2 separate regions of the Homo sapiens genome follow, and region 1 is linked to region 2. A link is a contact called in ENCODE Hi-C or POLR2A ChIA-PET data. All regions are on one chromosome and are shown on one strand. The core of a region is the stretch at or near the end of the contact, and the rest is flanking DNA. Distances in the headings are between cores, read along the strand shown. Region 1 overlaps BACH2 (BACH transcriptional regulator 2). Region 2 overlaps LOC105377891 (a long non-coding RNA gene).

The links. Hi-C counts contacts between places; a loop is a spot of excess contacts on that map. ChIA-PET counts read pairs that join two places held with the same protein, here RNA polymerase II (POLR2A). Pooled maps may share reads with other maps.
Region 1: a pooled map shows a loop between it and region 2 (4-fold over the local background). The contact joins two enhancer-like sites. A Hi-C loop is called at or near these places in 6 of 168 maps with a recorded cell type or tissue (CD14-positive monocyte, GM12878, HCT116 and 3 more), 35 of 37 single-sample maps with no recorded cell type and 15 of 50 pooled maps. POLR2A ChIA-PET finds 5 or more read pairs at or near these places in 10 of 52 experiments (CD4-positive, alpha-beta T cell, Caco-2, HEK293 and 6 more).

The regions. Positions count from the first base shown.
Region 1 is chr6:90,273,233-90,276,014 of GRCh38, forward strand. All of the region lies in intron 1 of BACH2 (BACH transcriptional regulator 2), which reads right to left. Among named protein-coding and RNA genes, the nearest start is that of BACH2, 22 kb to the right of the region's middle. Within about 2 kb of position 1,324, at least 4 of the 41 ENCODE cell types and tissues checked have a DNase peak (open chromatin) inside an H3K27ac peak, as active enhancers do; they include OCI-LY7, where a contact is called at or near this core.
Region 2 is chr6:90,349,360-90,352,218 of GRCh38, forward strand. The region is part of intron 5 of LOC105377891 (a long non-coding RNA gene); the gene reads left to right. Among named protein-coding and RNA genes, the nearest start is that of MIR4464, 38 kb to the left of the region's middle. Within about 2 kb of position 1,497, at least 4 of the 41 ENCODE cell types and tissues checked have a DNase peak (open chromatin) inside an H3K27ac peak, as active enhancers do; they include OCI-LY7, where a contact is called at or near this core.

The DNA.
Region 1 (2,782 bases), core at 74-2,573, 76 kb before region 2:
CTGTAGTCCTGGCTACTCAGGAGGCTAAGGCAAAAGGATCACTCGAGCCCAGGAGTTCGAGGCCACCATGAGCTACGATCATACCACTGCACTCCAGCCTGGGCAACAGAGCAAGACTCTGTTTCTAAAAAAAGTGGGGGCAGGAGGGACTTGATAATATCTCCTGCAAAGGCTTGCTGTGAAGATAAGAATAGTTAAAAGGTGTGAAGAACTTAGAAGAGTGCCTAGCACAGTAAGCACTCCATTAAGTGTTAAATGGTAATGGCTCCCAGCTGGACTGGCCCACACAGCATCTCCTAAACCTGTGTGCTCACCCTTCCTTTGTTATTACACCTTCCATCATTTGGCTTATACAGTGTGGAAACTCTTCTTCTCTTGGCTCCTCTATACAAATTCTGCCCACTGTCAAGGCTCGGGTCTGATTTCCCACTCAGCCAGTGGGAAATCTGAGTACTTCAGCTGCAAACTAGCTTTTCTGCCTCTGAACTTCTAGAATATTTACTAGATGTCCCTAAATCAAGTTGTTTTTTAAATTACTGAGTGTGGAGGGAAGCTCACAGGCTGGAAATTACTGGTGATGGAGCTGGAGGTCTTGCTCTTTCCTCTGGGTGCCCCTAAGTGGGTAATGTCTCAGAACCCCAGCTTCTTTCTCTGAAAAAGTTATTATCTTATTTATAAGGTTTCCTCAAAGACTGAATAAGAACATGTAAAGCTCCTATCATATAATCAGGCGTAAACATTAGTTCCCTTCCAGTGGGACTATAAACCTCCAAGGGTAGCTCACGTTTCTCCGTGCTCCAAGGACAGTAATATGCAGAGATTAAACAGACAGATAGGGGAATACAGACTGAATAAACGAAAACCTTTCCAAGTCTGATTTTATGACAATATTCTGAAAAGGGCTTTTCCATGCCTATTCTAAACAACTGACAGTGCTTCCATCATAAAATGCATTTTGACACACTTAATCTTCCAAGAACATACGTTGATTCTATGCCCTGATGAGAGAATATATTAGCTACTTAACCTTTATCTAACTCTTACATAATATTAAGATTTTTTTAAGATTCATTTTTACAAAACCCAGAAAGTCCACACACAACAAAAACAAAACAAAACAAAAAAAGGAACACAAAGTAATTGAAAAGACTTTTCATACCTAAAAAGGGAATTTTTAATCACAACCTTAGTCATAAACCTCAACAGGCAAGTCAGAAGCAGTGAAAGATAAAAGTGCCAACAAGAAAATCCGGTTGAAGTGCCACTCGGGTTCATGCAGTGGGTTACAGGGCGCACAAGACAAGCTGGCGGAAGTGGGTGCTGTACCTTTATCACAGCCGCCCCCACCTGACCACCTGTAGCAGCCTCAGAGGAAGCAGACAACCCCCACACACTTTCCAGCTGCATCTTTGCAGCCACAAAGTACGCACATACAATCAGCTAACGTATAAAAGTATATCAGAAGCATCAATGTGAAAAGGGAAAAAATCTTTAACTCGTGATGAGTAACCTGTGTTATTTAGATTCTGTCATTGAGACCTGATGCTAAGGGGAGACCCCTCTAAAGACACCCACACAACCCTGATAACTGGCAGCATAAGTGCATAATCTTTGCATCAAATACCTGGGGCACTGAAGAGGCTGAAGCAGCAAATCCTCTGGTAGAGGGTGAGGACCAAATGGGGGTACCTCAGAGGCTACAGTTCCTCCCCCTAGTGTTCAATGACAAATGGAAACATGTCACTGGGTCCAAACGCAGGGAGGACTAGTCTTTGCTTTGGCACCAGGCTAGACAAAGAAAAGACCCCTTGCCCCGTGACCCCACATTGTCCTACAAAGGAAAAGGCTGGATTTTGTTGATGAATGCAATTCACATGTTTGGAGCAGTGTCATTTGAAAGGACTGCTTCAGAAATTCATGCAAGTCACATAAGTGGAGAGAAAACAGGAAAAAATTAAGAATGGCTGTTTACAAGTCACTTCTAAAACTTTGCTTTGTTCTACTTGAACAATTTTTATCATCATTTAAAGCAGTTAAATTAAAATGCACCTGCACTGTAAATCGTGAGAGAACATACCTGCTCTTCAAATATGACTTGAAAATTATTTGGTTTCTCCCCTACCTCCCCCTACCTGGGATGCTCTCATTTTACATTTAATTTGGAAAATTAGAAGAAAAATGGAATAAGCTCAAATCCTAACCAAAATTTGTTTTTACTTTTAAAATACAACCATTTTAGAATTTTTAAATAAATGTAAAATATTTTATTATTTACTTAACTTTTACCTTCAGGGTTACATGTGCAGATTTGTGATATGGGTAACTTGCGTCATGGGGGTTTGTCGTACAGATTATTTTGTCATCCAGGTACTAAGCCTAGTACCTGATAGGTTTTTTTTTTTCTGCTCTTCCCCCTCCTCCCACTCTCCACTCTCCAGTAGGCCCCAGTGCCTGTTGTTCTGGATGGGCGTAGCGGCTCACGCCTGTAATCCCAGCACTTTGGGAGGCCAAGGCGGCCTGAACATCTGAGGTCAGAAGTTCGAGACCAGCCTGGCCAATATGGTGAAACCCAGTCTCTACAAAAAAATTAGCCAGGCATGGTGGTGTGCACCTTTAGTCCCAGCTACTTGGGAGGCTGAGGCAGGAGAACAGTTTGAACCCAGGAGGCAGAGGCTGCAGTGAGCCGAGATCACACCACTGCACTCCAGCCTGGGTGACAGGGCTAGATTTCGTCTTAAAAAAAAAAAAAGAAAGAAATCATCAATGGGCATTAAAGAAAAGT
Region 2 (2,859 bases), core at 247-2,746:
AGGGACTCATATGCCTGCACTGTTATTCTGAGTTAGCCTCTTGCTCTCATTGCTGGTTAAGCTGGAGTCCTTAGTTCTGGCTTTGATAGTGAGCTCATCCTTCATATTCAACACATTACCAAGTTCAACCATCAACATTTACTTCCACCACAGTTCACTTCTGCCCTTCTCTATTTCCATACCCCTAGTCCAGAAGTTCTCAAGCTTTAGGGTACATGATAATCAACTGGAGGAGTTGTTAATATACCTATCTCTGGCTCTCATCCTCAGAGTTTCTTTCTTAAAACTTATTTTTAGAGACAAGGTCTGGCTCTGTCTCTAAAAATAAGGCTAGAGTGCATTTGCAAGATCACGGATCACTGCCACCTTGACCTCCCAGAGTAAAGCAATCCTCCTGTCTCAGCCTCCTGAGTAGCTGGGACTACAGGTGTGAACCATCACACTTATTTTTGTCTAGATGGGGTCTCAGTATGTTGCCCAGGCTGGTCTTGAACTCTTGGGCTCAAGTGATCCTCCTGCCTTGGCTTCCTAAAGTTTTGGGATTACAGGTGCCAGCCATTGTGCCTGGTCTCTCTCAGAGTTTCTGATTCAGTGGGTCTGGGGTAGGGCCTGAGAATTTGCGTTTATAATAAGTTGCTGGATGCTGCTGCTGCTGGTCCAGGGGCCCCACTTTGAGAACCACTTTCTTGGTCTGAGCCATCATCATCACTTATTTGGACTATCACTTTGGCTTCCTAACTAATCTACTTCCACTTTTACCTGCATTCTCCTTACAGCAGCCAGAATGATCTTTCAGAAGTGTAAATCATATCATGTCTTTCCCTGATTAAAACTTTTCAGCGGCTTCTGATCCCCTCCTTAACATGGTCTGTGAGGCCCTGCAAGACTTAGCTTCTGCCAGCTCCACAAACCCACCTCACCAGCTTCAGCTACTCTGCCTTCTGTTCTCCCACCTCTGGAATGCTTGACCTTCTAGGGGAGACTGGCTGGCCCTTTCTCATCCTTGAAGATTAAGCTCAGATATTACCCTCTTCTAAGGCAATCCTTGAACACCCAGTCTGAAGTGGCCTCACCCTTGTTTTTTCCCTTCATTGTAGTTATCACAATATTAATTATCTTATGTATTTGTTATTCTATTTATTGCTGTCTCTTCCACTAAGATTGTAAGTTCCTTGAGGGCAGGGTCCTTGTCTTCTCAGTCTTCCTAGCACCTTCTATAGTGTCTGGCACAGCAGTAAGAACTCAATAAATATTTGGGGAATAAATGTATCTGTATTTGCTTGAAATGGACAAGTGATATGGTTTGGCTCTGTGTCTCCAACCAAATGTCATGTTGAATTGTGATTCCCAGTGTTGGAAGAGGGACCTGCTGGGAGGTGATTGGATCATGGGGGCAGATTTCCCCCTTGTTGTTCTTGTGATAGTGAGTGAGTTCTCATGAGATCTGTTGGTTTAAACACGTGTGGCACTTCCCTCTTTGTGCTCTCTCTCTCACTCTCTCTCTCTTCCTCCCTCCCTCCCTCTCCTCTGCCACCAGATGACGACATACTTGCTTCCTCTTCACCCTTCTGCCGTAATTGTAAGTTTTTTGAGGCCTCCCAACCATGCTTTATGCTTTCTGTACAGCCTGAGGAACTGTGAGTCAATTAAACCTCTTTCCTTCATAAATTACCCAGCTCAGGTAGTTCTTTATAGCAGTGTGAGAACAGACTAATACAACAAGGTTCACGTATTTTTCCTGTAAGGCCCCCAAAGTTCTGCATACATCAGTGGATGCAAATAGATGCTTTGAGGAGGAATATCACCATCTCCAGCTGTCAGGCTGATCGAGTCTGATTGGCACCCACTAGGATTTCCCTTACACATGTAACATGTGGGCTGCTGGAGGCAAAGGTAATGTTTAGTAGACCTCATTCCTCATATCAGATCCAACCTTCCTTGTCATCTCTTCTGACTGTCTTTCTGTTTCTGCTGGTTTGCTCAGAGCCTGTCACTGCAGCACCTAATCAGGCCGATCTCTTTAGCACTGACCTAGTCTGGTGTTGGACTTCTCTCCTTGTTATCAAAACATACCTCCCTCTTTCCTCAGTTCATGAAGTTGGAAGACACTTCTCTGCTACTGTGTGGTGATGGGGGCGTTAGTGGGGTAAACAGTTTAACTGTTTTAACTTCATTCGTGGTTAAGAGGTACCAGGGGCCCTCTGATAATAAAACACAGCTAAGATGTATCTAAGGCTTATAGAAAGCAACAATAAACCATTTTTGACTGTGCAGGAATTTAAGTTTTTATATAAGAATATACTTCATTTTGGATTTTGTACAAAGATTTAACATGTTGAAATTTTAAAATATTATTTGAATAGTAAGGTTGTGAAATCATACAAAGTGAAATTTAAAAGATCCTGAAAAACAAGTTGGAAAATAGCTTTATATTGATCAGCCGAGAGTTTGACATTTGCCTCTTTGACATGGCATATACTGATGCAATAGGAAACATTGCATTACCACACAAAAAAAGTTTATTTACAGACCTCAGAGTTGCATTCAGTAACATTCTTGGCCAAGATCAAAACGTGGAACGTTTTTTCCATTCAGAAAAGCAGAATCACTTAGCCTGAGTCATGACTGCCCACTTTTTCCCATATGGTTGAAATACTGTCTGTTGGCTGAGGTTGACAATTTAAAGACTTTGTGGCTGATTAGTTCTAACTATGGTAGCAATTGAGAAAGGTAACGTTAGGTACTATTAAGAAGGAGATATCTGGCTTGTTGAAAAATACAAATCAAACACTGTAGCAAATATTTGGTAAGGGAGAAAAAAGCTGAAATAATGAAAACTGGCTGGCATCCCCAGTACCT